Regions from separate parts of the Mus musculus genome. Here region 1 is linked to region 2. The links are chromatin contacts, found by Hi-C or POLR2A ChIA-PET in ENCODE. All regions are on one chromosome and are shown on one strand. Each heading gives the region's core, a stretch centred on a gene start or an enhancer-like site at or near the end of the contact. The rest is flanking DNA. Distances are from core to core; before and after follow the strand shown. Region 1 holds the start of Shisal2b (shisa like 2B). Region 2 holds the start of Cwc27 (CWC27 spliceosome-associated protein).

The links. Hi-C counts contacts between places; a loop is a spot of excess contacts on that map. ChIA-PET counts read pairs that join two places held with the same protein, here RNA polymerase II (POLR2A).
Region 1: a loop to region 2 is called in a map of T-helper 1 cell, with 2.4 times the contacts of the local background. The contact joins the promoter of Shisal2b here to the promoter of Cwc27 in region 2. A Hi-C loop is called at or near these places in 1 of 37 maps with a recorded cell type or tissue (T-helper 1 cell). POLR2A ChIA-PET finds 5 or more read pairs at or near these places in 3 of 5 experiments (Patski and embryonic stem cell).

The regions. Positions count from the first base shown.
Region 1 is chr13:104,861,906-104,868,020 of GRCm38, forward strand. Shisal2b (shisa like 2B) reads right to left here and starts at 1,988. Exons shown (of 3, transcript NM_029984.1): 1 at 1,618-1,988. The coding sequence starts at 1,808.
Region 2 is chr13:104,814,407-104,821,022 of GRCm38, forward strand. Cwc27 (CWC27 spliceosome-associated protein) reads right to left here and starts at 2,547. Exons shown (of 14, transcript NM_026072.1): 1 at 2,281-2,547. The coding sequence starts at 2,322. It overlaps Srek1ip1 (splicing regulatory glutamine/lysine-rich protein 1interacting protein 1), which reads left to right and starts at 2,764. Exons shown (of 5, transcript NM_026075.3): 1 at 2,764-2,960. The coding sequence starts at 2,948.

The DNA.
Region 1 (6,115 bases), core at 738-3,237, 47 kb after region 2:
AAGAGAAATGAAGCTCTCATAAATGTATCCTCCTGTGGCGTTTCCAGAGCTCAGCAATTCACAGGAACCCCTGGTTCAATGTAGCCAACTGATGCCCCCAGTTAAAGTGATTTTCCTATTTCCCCTGACACTGGACTAACTATCTGTTTTGTCCTGATGAAGATAGACCCCAGAAGGCTGATCCCTCCTTTGTGTTCTCGAAAACCTCAGGAATGTTCAATGGCCCTTTCTGCTTGTCACTGTGGCATCTAGAGATCTGAAGATCTTGGGCACCATTTTCAATAGAGTTTGATTTGGGCATTGCCAGGCTCAGTTGGCACTAATTCTACCCTCATCAACACTTTCAAGCACTCACAGATGAATGACTGTCTGAGCGTGTCTAGAAAAGCCCAGATAACAGGACAGTCCATCACTTTCTTCCCCCAAATAATCTATTGAGGACAAAATAAGTTGACATAATGTTCTGCCAACTTTGTCCTACTTTGTTTGCTATTGATCTGACATGTGTGTCTAGTTCTCGATTGTAATGAGAAAGTGATGTGATAGTAACTCATGCTAGCTAATTCTCTCTCTCCCTGCCTCCCCCTCCTCTACACACACACACACACTCTCTCTCTCTCTCTCTCTCTCTCTCTCTCTCTCTCTCTCTCACACACACACACACACACACACCCTCACACACGCTCACACACACAATTTATGTTAGGAGTTTAAGTTCTTTCCTATAATATTAAGATTCCATTCATTCTGTACACAAAAGAAAAGAATCAAATTTAAAGTTTCTAAGTTTGCAGTCTTCTAGAGGGAGCATTTCAATGTGAAAACAAGCATAAAGTCTGAACAGAAATAAGCGGGGGGTGGGGGTGGGGGTACAATGTAGGAAAAAGAATCAAGAAAGGCTTGTCTTTGAAAAGTGACCAGACGTCAAGCCATGGTCAAATGGTTCAGGTGCGAGGGAAGGGTGTCTAGAAAGGACACACTGTGTGTAAGCAGAGTAACTCAAGCTCTTCCTTCCGTGCTCGACCCTTCAGTCTGGTTGTGCAGTGTCAGTGTCCGAACCGCTGAGAAGAGCAAGTTGTAAAGCCTAGTTGTATGTAGCACCTACTCAAGCCAACACACAAACACACACACACACACACACAGAGAGAGAGAGAGGGAGAGAGAGAGAGAGAGAGAGAGAGAGAGAGAGAGAGACCCCAGCTGCCCAGTGACTCTAAGTACTCCATTGGTCCAATACCTCAACCTGGGTTCCAAAGAAGCGTCCTTTCCATTCAAATGTACCATATCAACAAATACCTGAAGAGGAATTAAAACCTCCAGTCTTGTTAGTAGAGTTTCCAGCTCATCTCACAAGCAGTGGTCCCTGGGGTAGCCTGGGATATATACAGGGTTCTCATTTGTCTCCAGGGTTCTCTGCAGAAACCATTCAGAAATCTGGCGCCTTGGCACGAGGACCTGAACCCAGCCGGAGCTAGACTTCCCTGATTCCAGCTTTGTGTCTTTCACTGGTCACTTTCCCGGGTCTAGAAGGAGGTTGCCCTGCCCAGCCCTGCCCAGCCCTGCCCTGCCCTGCCCTGCCCTGCCCTGCCCTGCCCTGCCCTGCCTTGCCCTGCCCACCTGAGGCTCCACATGTAGCTGTGCTTGTAGGGGAAGTAGCTGCCCGGCTCGCTGCAGCAGTACTTGAGGTCTGCGAAGCCGCAGCAATAGAGCAGCGCGGCCCCATCGCCGCGCTGCGGGCACTGGAAAGGCTCCACGAAGCTGCGGTTGAGGCTGTAGTAGCCCGAGCACAGGCGGCTGCTCTGGCTCATCGCCGGCGGCCGTGCTCAGGATCCCGAGGTGCGTGCGATGTGTGCTCGGACTGCGCTCGTCCCAAGCCCAGGCAACCCTGGGCGCCTCCTGCGATTTGGGGTCCAAGTGCCTGGCACTCAGCCTCTGAGCCCTCTCCGCTCTACCTCCCGCTGTCCACGAGGTGCCGGAGCTCTCTGCTCTCACCGCTGGGTCTGGTCTCTGAGTGGTCCCTTTCTCTGATGGCCCAGCCCTCTGCCTCTTCTCCCTCTCCGGAACTCCGACTGTTTTCTTTGCTCTCTACGGACTCCCTTCCAGTTTCATTCTCTTCATCACAACCTGTAGCAGTCTTCACATCAGAAGGATCTCTGTAGAGGGAACAGCAGAGGTGGGCTTGGGTGCAGTTTACACAGGTACAGCCAAAGTGTCATGGCACTTTGTTTGCCCAGTGACATGGCAAATGGGGTCTGGCTTGCAAAGGCTTTACCTGGGTGGACTACTAATCCAGGTTGGGGAGCAGGCTAGTAAAAGGGCCTCTGATTAGCTTTAGTGAGAGTACAGGGTGTTCAAAGTCAGGTAACAACATTCTCTTAGAAAAATTAACTGTGGGTGTTTTAAAAAAACATACAGTGGCACCCCCATGTTCACCTAAACTACATGGAAAAGGGAGGAAAGGCAAGAGATGGTGGAAAAGAAAGTGAGAAGCTTCCAGAAAGTGAAGCAGAAAGGGGAAGACTTTCGGTCACTTCTGAAGTGCAGAAACCACTTTTTCCGTTGATTCTCATTTTCCTAAGCGATTTGTCCAGTCTTTTGAAATAACATTAGCGATGTGTCCTTGTTGTAGCAAGTCAAACAATACTGCGGGGGGGGGGGGGAGGATAAGAACAAAAATAACAATAGCTTTCACTGGAAGCTAGTGCCTGCAGAATTTCCAGGGCAGAGCACTGTTCATTTTCTTTTCTTTTTTTTTTTCTTTCCATTTTTTATTAGGTATTTAGCTCATTTACATTTCCAATGCTATACCAAAAGTCCCCCATACCCACCTGTTCATTTTCAAATTCTGCTTCCTTCCTTTGGCCAGGGGCTTGATTGGAAGGCAGACATCATGAACTTGTGTGCTGGATATTTTTCTAGTCTTATAAATATTTCCCAGCCATGCTCTGGGACACAGCTACTTGGAAGCAGTTTGATTCTTTCCAATTTGTTTTTAAACCTTGTTAGGCGGGGCCAGCATGGGCCTGGGGACTACATTTTTCCCTACAGAAACCAATGCTTTCTGAATATTCTACTCCATGCATTCAGAATCGCAGTTTACCAGTGGCAGCAGACCCCACCACCTCCAGATCTGTCGGAACTTTTTACTTGATCTTAGCCAAAAAGCGTAGAAGCAGGAACTTTAAAGACCATTCTCTCTACTCTTTTCAATGTTTCTTTCCCCAGCCTCAGACAGCTTCCTCCCCTATGTATACAGATCAGTACTAAGCTGAACATTCTTGTACCTTCGAAGCTAGACTATAGGTCATTTGTCCTCTCACCCAATTCTCTCCTCTCTGGAACCATGTTCTGATACCCCCCATGGCTTCCTGGATTCTCAGCGTCACATTCTCAACTCAGAACCAACCAGACTCCACCTGAATCTCACCCATGCTGCTCAGCAGCTACATTTGTCACAGGGCGGAGGAGGGTGGGTAGGAGGAGCCTCACAAGGCTTCCTTCACCTGTTTCCACTTAGACGCCACATCCTGCAGTGCGCCATATCTACGGCCAGGACCCATTGTGTCGTGGGTTTTGTTTCTTTTTTTTTGTCTAGAGCTGGGAATTCAATCTGGTTTCTAGCATTCCACAGACTCAGCCAGAGATTGGACCCAATTTAGTTAGGTCTGGGCTTGGTCTCTCTCATAGGAATACAATTCTATCACATGCACAGGAAGGCAAAAGAAAGTAGTGGGCAAAAAAAGAGAAAAATGAGGCAGAGAGGAGTAACAAACAAGGGTTTGACTAAATGTTGAGGGCTTTGTGGATTTTTGTTTGAGCTCTTTCTTGCACCTTCATTCTTTTGAGATCCCTGAACTCAAGAGCAAATGTCCCTTTCCAGTAAATGTGCCTTTAAATAATTTTATTTTCGAGACTGGATTCAGTGGGCCTTGAACTTACTATGTTGTCAAAGGTAACCTCGGCCTTCTGATAACTCCTGTCTTCACCTCCCCCCCTCCAGTGTTGGGATGGCAGGCATGCACTGCTATGCCATTTGTATACATATCTAGTATTATTTGCATAGATATCTAATGCTGGGAATCGAATGTAGAGCTTCCTGAATGCTAGGCAAACACTTTACCCATTGAGTCGCATCCACACCCTCACATTGGTTTCTACTACAGACAGGCACCACACAACAACATGGCAATCAATGATGAACCACATATACAGGAGGCAGGGGGACACCCATGCAGTTTTATTGCCTAATGACATTATAACAACCTTAGTTTGTGTAAATACACTCTATAATGTTCACACAACATAGTCAATTAGTAAGGACTCCCAGAATGCTCCATTGATGAGTAGCTGGTCACTGTTGCTGCAATAAAAACGTTTCTGCCTCACACAGGACGTTTTCAGGGGAAAGCCAGAGGAGAGAGTGTTGAAATTACAAAATAATGCTGTCTTAGTTAGGGTTTTACTGCTGTGAACAGACACCATGACCAAGGCAAGTCTTATAAGGACAATATTTAATTGGGACTGGCTTACAGGTTCAGAGGTTCAGTCCATTATCATCAAGATGGGAACATGGCAGCATCCAGGCATGGTGCAGGAGGAGCTGAGATTTCTACATCTTCATCCGAAATCTGCTAGGAGAAGACTTCCTTCCAGGCAGCTAGGATGAGGGTCTTAAAGCCCACACCCACAGTGACACACCTACTCCAACAAGGCCACACTTCCTAGTAGTGCCACTCCCTGAGCTAAGCATATACAAACCATCACATGCTCCTTGATCAATGGGCATGCTCCATTGAAGAAGGGAATGTTAGACCACACAAGCTGCTGACATGTGGCTGCTTGCTCAGTATAAGATGGAGCATTGTGTGGGGACAGAGTGTGGGGCCCTTCACGATGGCATGAGGAGAGTGTACACTGCCAGAGCCCATTCTTGGATGACACAGCATTCTGGCATAAACTCTCTGACAACGAATGTTCAGTCCAGAAGGAGAAGAGAGAAGAGCAGAATTGGTCAGGAGATTCTCATTAACACGAGCTCCACAGGAACAACCGTCGCCCACATGTCCCTGAGACACAGACAAAATACAAAACACTCAGCTGCCAGACTCTAGCCAGCAGGGATTAGCCAAAGTTTAAGCCAAGAGAGCAGCTTTTTAACACACAGGATTCAGTGGCAGTGTCAAGACCATGCCTTCAAACCAGCTTAGAATAATACCAACTGGACATAGCAACCTGAGTCTACACTTCTAGCACTAAGGATCATGATTTCAAGGCTGCCTGAGATACATAGGCTCAAGACCCTACCCCAAACTAGAGAGGGCCATGGATATAGTTGGTAGTAGTTGGTAGTAAAGTGATTGTCTAGCCCCAAAAGGTCTTGGCTCAGTACCAAACACCACCACCATTGATGATGATGAGGAGGAGGAGGAGGAAGAGGGGAAGGTGGTGGTGGCATCCGTGGTGGTTTGAATGAAATGCACCCCCTGCCCCCACCCCTAAGTCTTAGACATTGAAAACTTGGTCCCTAGTTGGTGACTGTATAGGAAAGATTAGGAAGAGCAGCCTGCAGCCTTGTTGGAGAAGGGTTCCTGGGGATTCACTTAAGATTCTAAGAGGCCACAGCATTCCCTGATAATGATCTCTGCCTCCCCCCCCCCCCCCCCCCCCCCCGCTCGTGACCAAGATGTGGGTTCTCAGCTGCTCCTGCTGCTGCTCTTTTGCTCTGCCGCTGTGGACTCAGGAACCACAAGGCCAACTGAACGCTCTCTTTTATAAGTTGCCTTGATCATTCTGTTTTATAACAACAATAATAATTAATAATATACATAACAAATAATGTAATACATAAGAAAACATTTTAAAAGAAAATGCTAACTTGGCCTGATGTTCCAAGCCTGCAATCACAGAACTACCGTGGGAGCCAGGGTAGAAAGATTGAAAGCTCATTACTTGCCTGAACAATTTATCAAGACTGTGTCTCAAAATAAAAAAAGTTTTTTTTTTGTTTTTTTTTAAGGTGAAAGAAGGGTTGGAAGAGGGTAAAAAACACTTGCTGTACAAACCTAATTAGCTACATTCAATGCCCAGGTCTCCTGTAAAGGCGGAAAAAAAAGTG
Region 2 (6,616 bases), core at 1,297-3,796:
GTTTTTTGATTTTTTGGTTGGTATTTTTGTTTGTTTGTTTGTTTGTTTGTTTTTTTTGAAACAGGGTCTCAATGGGGCTTTGTAGACCAGCCTGACCTTGAACACACAGAGATCCATCTTCCTCTGCCTTGGAGTACTGGTATTAAAGGAGTGTATGGCCACACCTACCAAGTTGTTACATTTGTTTGTTTTCAAAACAGGGTTTCTTTGTATAATCCTGGCTGCCCTGGAACTTGCTTTGTAGACCAGGGTGGCCCTGTACTCAGAGATCTACCTGTCTCTGCCTGCCAGATGCTGTGATTAAGATAAGCACCACTACTCCTGGCCAAGTTTCTACATTATTACTGCTATCTTTAAAATGACATTTGTGAAAGCAGGCTTAGTTAATCTAGGTACCATGTAACTAACAATTAAAACTTAGATCATAACATTAAAAAATTACCGACAAGTACCTGGACTTTGTGTGATTTCTTTTTTCTTTCATTCTTTTTTAAAATGTGAGTTCTGTAACATGTGTCTTTAATCCCAGTGCTCTATGGTGAGCCAAGGAGACAAGAGGTTCTCCAGAAGCTCACAAGCCAGCGAGGCTGGCACAGGCAGCATCACACAACAAAAAGACGCTGCCTTTAATTAAGCTGAGAGAAGATAAGGGCCATCAACTAAAGTTATTCTCTGAACCTTCGAATGTGTGCAGTGGGACCAGCATGGAACAAGACACAGACACAAACAGACATAGACACACATACACACACACACACACACACACACACACACACAAAGTTTTAAAAATACTTGTTGTATGAATGAGCTCCTGTTCAGAAGTGCTTTTACTCTGTGGATATATCAAATCATTTCCTACAGTAAACAACTGTTTCCAGCACAGCTAAGGACTCATATGAAACCCTGTTTTAGTTCTTAAAAAAGAAGTCATTAGAGTCAAACAACTAAATGTGCCCATGAGGAATAACAGTTTAACTCCACCCTCACCTATGCTTAATACCTCTCAGAAGCTAAAGAAACAGCATTAAGTCATGTGCCTAGCTATTCTTTCGTAGTGTACGAACTCTACGTAAAGCAATGTTCTAGGCCAGTGGTTCTCAACCTTCCTAATCCTGTGACCCTGTAATACAGTTCCTCATGTTGTATTTACCCTCAACCGTAAAACTATTTCCAGCTATTTTATAACTGTAATCTTGCTGTTATGAATCCTAATATAAATATCTAATATGCGGGGTATCTGATATTCGACCCCTGTAAATGGGTTATTCAACCCAAGGGGTCATGAGCCACAGGTTGAGAACCACTGCTCTAGATGCTCATCTTCAACTCTATAGTGTTTGCATTCTATATAGGAAAGAAACCAAGGTAAGATACTGTTAAATACTGGGTAATTGCTGAGACCCAGGGCATCACTGAGATCTGCTATTTGATAGGCTTCTTTGTTACATTTGAACAGGTAAAATAGCAAACTAGAGAAATGAAGCGTGAAGGTTCTGCATTGTGGAATGGTCAGTCTATTTCATCTCTACACGCATTTATTCATTAAAATTAATATTGTCCTCTAGAAATATATAGCTCAGCATGAAATCTATCAGGGAATCTACTCCCATTCCTATGAAATAACATTCCTCACTCCTCCCCTGCTTCTAACTGACAATTATCTCAAAAGATATCTCCTCCAAGATGTTTTCCCCATCATTTCCTGTTTTCCCTCCATCACTGTCATGGCAATATAATCTCTTCTTCAATACCTCCCAAGCAAAGGCAGGTGTGTTCATGCACGTCTGTAATCCTGAGATAGGGAATTAGTATATATATACGTGTGTGTGTGTGTGTGTGTGTGTGTGTGTGTGTGTGTGTCTATAATACAGACACACATATAAAGGTAGAATACCAACCTTTGTATCATCAGCACCTAGTAGAGTGCGTGGTGCCAAAGAGGCCTTCAATAATGACTGTAGAGAATGCACGATCTCCAAGTTAAACAACAAGCAAAAGTGTACAATCTTGAGATAAGTCTTAAAAACAATAGACACTAGAAGGCGCTCACGTGAGTTGGATCAAGGAAGTTAAGGGGTCAGAAGACTAGCGAATAGGGAGGTTGCCCAAGAACTCTTTCAAAAATATGCTGAGACACGTCACCGTAAAGAATATAAATGCAACACTGGCCATATGCAGGGTGTGGAGAAGAGTCCTTTGGTCTTTCCACCTCTAAAATCCCCGATAGCTGCCCCTCCCTGCCCGCCCCCAGTCACCGTGTCCAGGAGGTAAGGCTCTCACCTTCCCATTAGTGGGCGGCTCCTGGATGTAGATGTTACTCATCTTGCTCAGTGCTCAGGACTCCGCTCCTTAGTGTGGCCGCAAGCGAATGGCGGGTCTCCGGCGAGGCCCACCTGTTAGCACACAATTCTTTAACCTGAGTATTTGGGGGAAAACTTCACTCGGTCAGAGTCGGACAAGACAGCCGTACTAATCACTAGTTACTCCCCAAACTAGCCCATCATGGACGCCGCCATGTTGCTCCCGGACCGGAGCACCGCTAACCCCGGGAGGGGGGACTTCCCTGTCCTTCAGGAAACTAGAAAAGACTATAGGACCTCTACAACTTTAGAGAATTTGTAGCGAGGTTTATAATACGAGCTAAAGGGCCAATCCGTAAATCCCGGGGCTGCGTCCAGGTCAGGCGATTGCAGATAGCACTCACCTCCCGAAGCGGGCCGAAATGGTTCCGACCGCGTGTGCTCCGCGGTAGGACACCCCTGGAAACTGCATCCACAGCCACTTAGTTCCGCCAACCCTAGATGTGCATCGGGCCTTCCCCTGCCCGGTGAAGTTGTAGTGGCCGGGTGGGAGAGATCCCTTTGGGAATGCGCTGTCCTCGCAACGGACCTGAACCTAACGTGATCTCGAAAGCCCAGGACTCCGACGATCCCACTCACCTTGCATCATGGCAGTCCCAGGTGAAGGTCAACCGCAGGGCTCTCTCACTCCAGAGGAATGAGACGAGCAGGGAAGCCCAGAGCACGGGGGTGGGTGGCAGCGAGCACTTGGGGAATCAGGCGAAGGCCTAAAAATTTAGATTTGGTCGGCTTACATGAAAAAGCTTATACTACAAGTTCAAAGCGGGGTGAGAAAGATAGGGAAAGATCATCTCTGTCATTCTTGGACAAGCCCAAACTGCACAGGATTAGAGGGAAAGTGTATTGTAAGAGGGACAAGGGACTTGGTGACAATGAGAACTGTAGGCCTAAGGGGACAACTTGCCCAGAAGACTGTAACTTTCACACGATTTCAAAATAAAATTCGAAATGTGAGCATTTTGCCGAATCCAGGTGGCTATACACATTATACTGAAAGTCGCCAAGAAGAGCACCTGAGGCTTGTTCTAGCACTTCCAGCCTGTAATTTCTATGTGGCTGCAGGCCCGCTGCTGTGCCCTTCCGGGCCTCAGTTTCCCTATCAGTTTCAAGACAGTGCTTTCTCGAATTAGATCTAAGATTCTTTGTAGGTTCCACTTTTGTGTTCAGAGGTTTCTAACCTAGAAACGGCAAACTGAGCTCCGGGGATGTTTTTGTTGCTCCAGTTTACTGGGGAGCCGCTAAGAACTTCCCCAAGCCGACTTTGTCAGAATGTGTTTCTGTAAAACCCTATTATCAAGCAGGTGTTTTTAAGAGATATACCCGCCTCGCATCTCGGAGATTCACAGTGCATAGTACTGTAGGAAAGACCCTCAAACTATTTGTGAAGCCCCAACTTTGCTTAACACTGCCCCTTCCCGCTACTGTTTGACCCCTGTCTTTGTTCCGTGGCAGCCTTTTCTGAACTTTATTCTAGAGATTACTGTTGCGGGGTGGGGCTGCTTCCTAACTTCTGCAGAGGAGCACTCCAGGAGCTGTGAAAAGAGAGGTGACTACATTTATTGAGTGTGTGGCAGTCAGCATGGTAGAAACCCTTGCTCTCCTAGAATTCGGGGGGGGGGGGATTTACAGAAAGTAGAACTAACGCTGGGGCGAGCAAAAACAGGACACCTAACAGGATCCAGAGTGTACAAAAGGATGTTCCAGATGAAAGCTAAAGAAAGGTGAGAGTGCAGGGGACCTGCAGGGAGAGGGAGCAGATACAGAAAGGAAGAGGAACTAAAAGAGGGAATGAAAGAGCCCTGCCGTGGCTAACGATCAGCTAACCTGAGAGAAAAGAGAAATTAACTAAAGCGATAATTCAAAGTATCTAACTTTTACTATGTAACCCATGTATCTGATACTATGTCAAACATTGTATATTTTTTTCCTCCCTTTAATAACCACTGCTATGAGATAGCTGTTGTTAGTCTCACTTCACAGACGGAGAAATCAAGTAACTTGCCTATTACAAAAGCTAATGGAGATTATCCAAGCTCTTGGCCACCATGAATGCAAATGCATTCTCCAACATATCCATGGCACAATAGATTCCCTGCGACTGAAGGACCTTACAAGCAAAAACAAAGTGTTAGGATGTTAATAGACAGTAGGAAAACACTTAACAGCTTTAAGAAAAATTACATTTTAGGATACTGTGACCTAGAGGAGAGTTAGTTAATGTAGAGGCGTTGTTGGTACTTAAGGGTGATTCTGGTCAGTTATGTTACCATTGAGGATGTAGACTCATTAAGAGAGAAGCAGCTAATTTGGAGGGGGGGGTGGTGGTGGTGGTAGAATCACTAAGAATTAATTGCTTTGGTGTGGGTAGGAAATGAGATTAACCTGGTTTTTGACATTAGCTCATTTGAGGAGGCCTCATAACTGGGAAGACATCCCTCAAGATCAGAGTTGAGAGATGGTGGTAAGGTCAGTCTGGAACTTGTGTTGAGGTCTATCTGGCCCGGGATGGAAATGGCCCATAGATAGCATGGGAATAAACAGAATACTGGACAAGAAGTCAGAGTCAAAACCAACACTTATTATAGGACTAAAAGGATAAAGTGTGAGGGACTGTGCAGACACAGTGGGTAATGTGTGAAGGGAAGACCTGACTGGAGTCTAGGAATAATAGCATGTAAAGGAAAGAGCTGAGAACCACGAGCCTGCACAGTACTTGCCTAAGCATTTCGTGAGGCTCTGGTGACCTCTGCATCACACAGTTGCACCCAGAGTTGGCCTGCTGTCACTGCCCATCATTTGGGCAGGCGCTGGAGCACTGGTAGAGTATGAACACACCAGGAGACACACCGTAAAACTTTAGGAATGATAATTTGCTCCTGAAGAAAAGGGACAAAAAGTGATTTTTCTTCTAGCTTTGTTTGAGATGCTCTTAAACTTGAGACCAGTGTTAAAAAAAATGTTAACCTTTCAATTCAAAATAATGTTTCAAAGCATAATAATAAATTGTGTCATTAAGCCAGATGGAATGACTTACATAAACTGCTTAAACCCACCCCCCCCAAAAAAATCAAGATAATAGGCTTGACAGGTGGCACAAACGCACAATGCAACTGCTTTAGAAAGTGCAGATACAGAAGATGTTAAGATAATTTCTTGGATGATCGATCCAGATGCTGCACGGAAGGAAAATGGGGCTCCATTGAGGTGATCATCAAGAAGGACAAGTATTGTGTCATGCTCTTTTATTTTAGGTGTGATGGATTCAGCTTGGGGTGATTGTGCTCCTGGTTATTATAAGGTATAACTATAGAGTAATGAGGCTGCTTTTCAGAAGCCACCAGCCTTGTCTGCTTCAGTGGTCACGTGTTTCCACCACATTGAATGCCAGCTTAAACTATTATGTAGGTAACAATGAGATACTGAAGATCTTCGGGAAAAAAAAATCTTAGACACTTAGTCATTTGACAAATGGCATTGAACATAGGATTCAGTGAAGTTTACTTTCTTTGGAACATTTCTTTGCTCATTCACAGTTGTTCAGCCTAGCCCAGCTGTTGAAGTTGTATTAGTAAGTCTCCATTCTCCATCAAGAGTTGACCTGGTTCAAGTAGCAGCATGTGTTGCCGAGAAGGATGGTGCAGATGCTGACCTTGTTCTGTCTGTGTAGCCAGGGCAGAGGATGAAATGGCAGGGTCAGCATCCCTGTCTCACATCCCTTCAGCATATTGCCAAAGCATCTTTGTAATAACAGAAGTGGGAAGTCACACCACAGCCAATTTTCCTCATTCCTCAGTCAAACTGTAGGTAACGTCTTTCCTCTCACACGTGGCTGCTAAAATAGTGTTCATGAATCATGTCTCATTCTGTCATTCCTGAGGGGCAGCAATCTGTGGATTTTGTAATTCTCTTTAAGCCACTTAACCTTTCATAGGCTCTTTCCTTGTCCCCATAACTAGGGGGACAGTATCTTGAATTTCTTCAAGCTTCTCAAATATTCCAGTTCCCTTCTCTGCAAGAATGATGTGTGTAACCTGATCATGACCTTTCTACCTTTTCCTGCCATTCTTATGTATTCTCCAATCACACACACAACCACACACAACAACAACAACAACAAAAAACAAACAAACAAAAAACCCCAAACACTTGACTTCTTCAGCTCTTTTCTGACCTCTCAGGTGTTTTTCCACCTGTGCTGTGTGTCTTTGTCATCTCTTCATTATTGGCTTTCTTACTTGGAGGCCATTGCATACCTG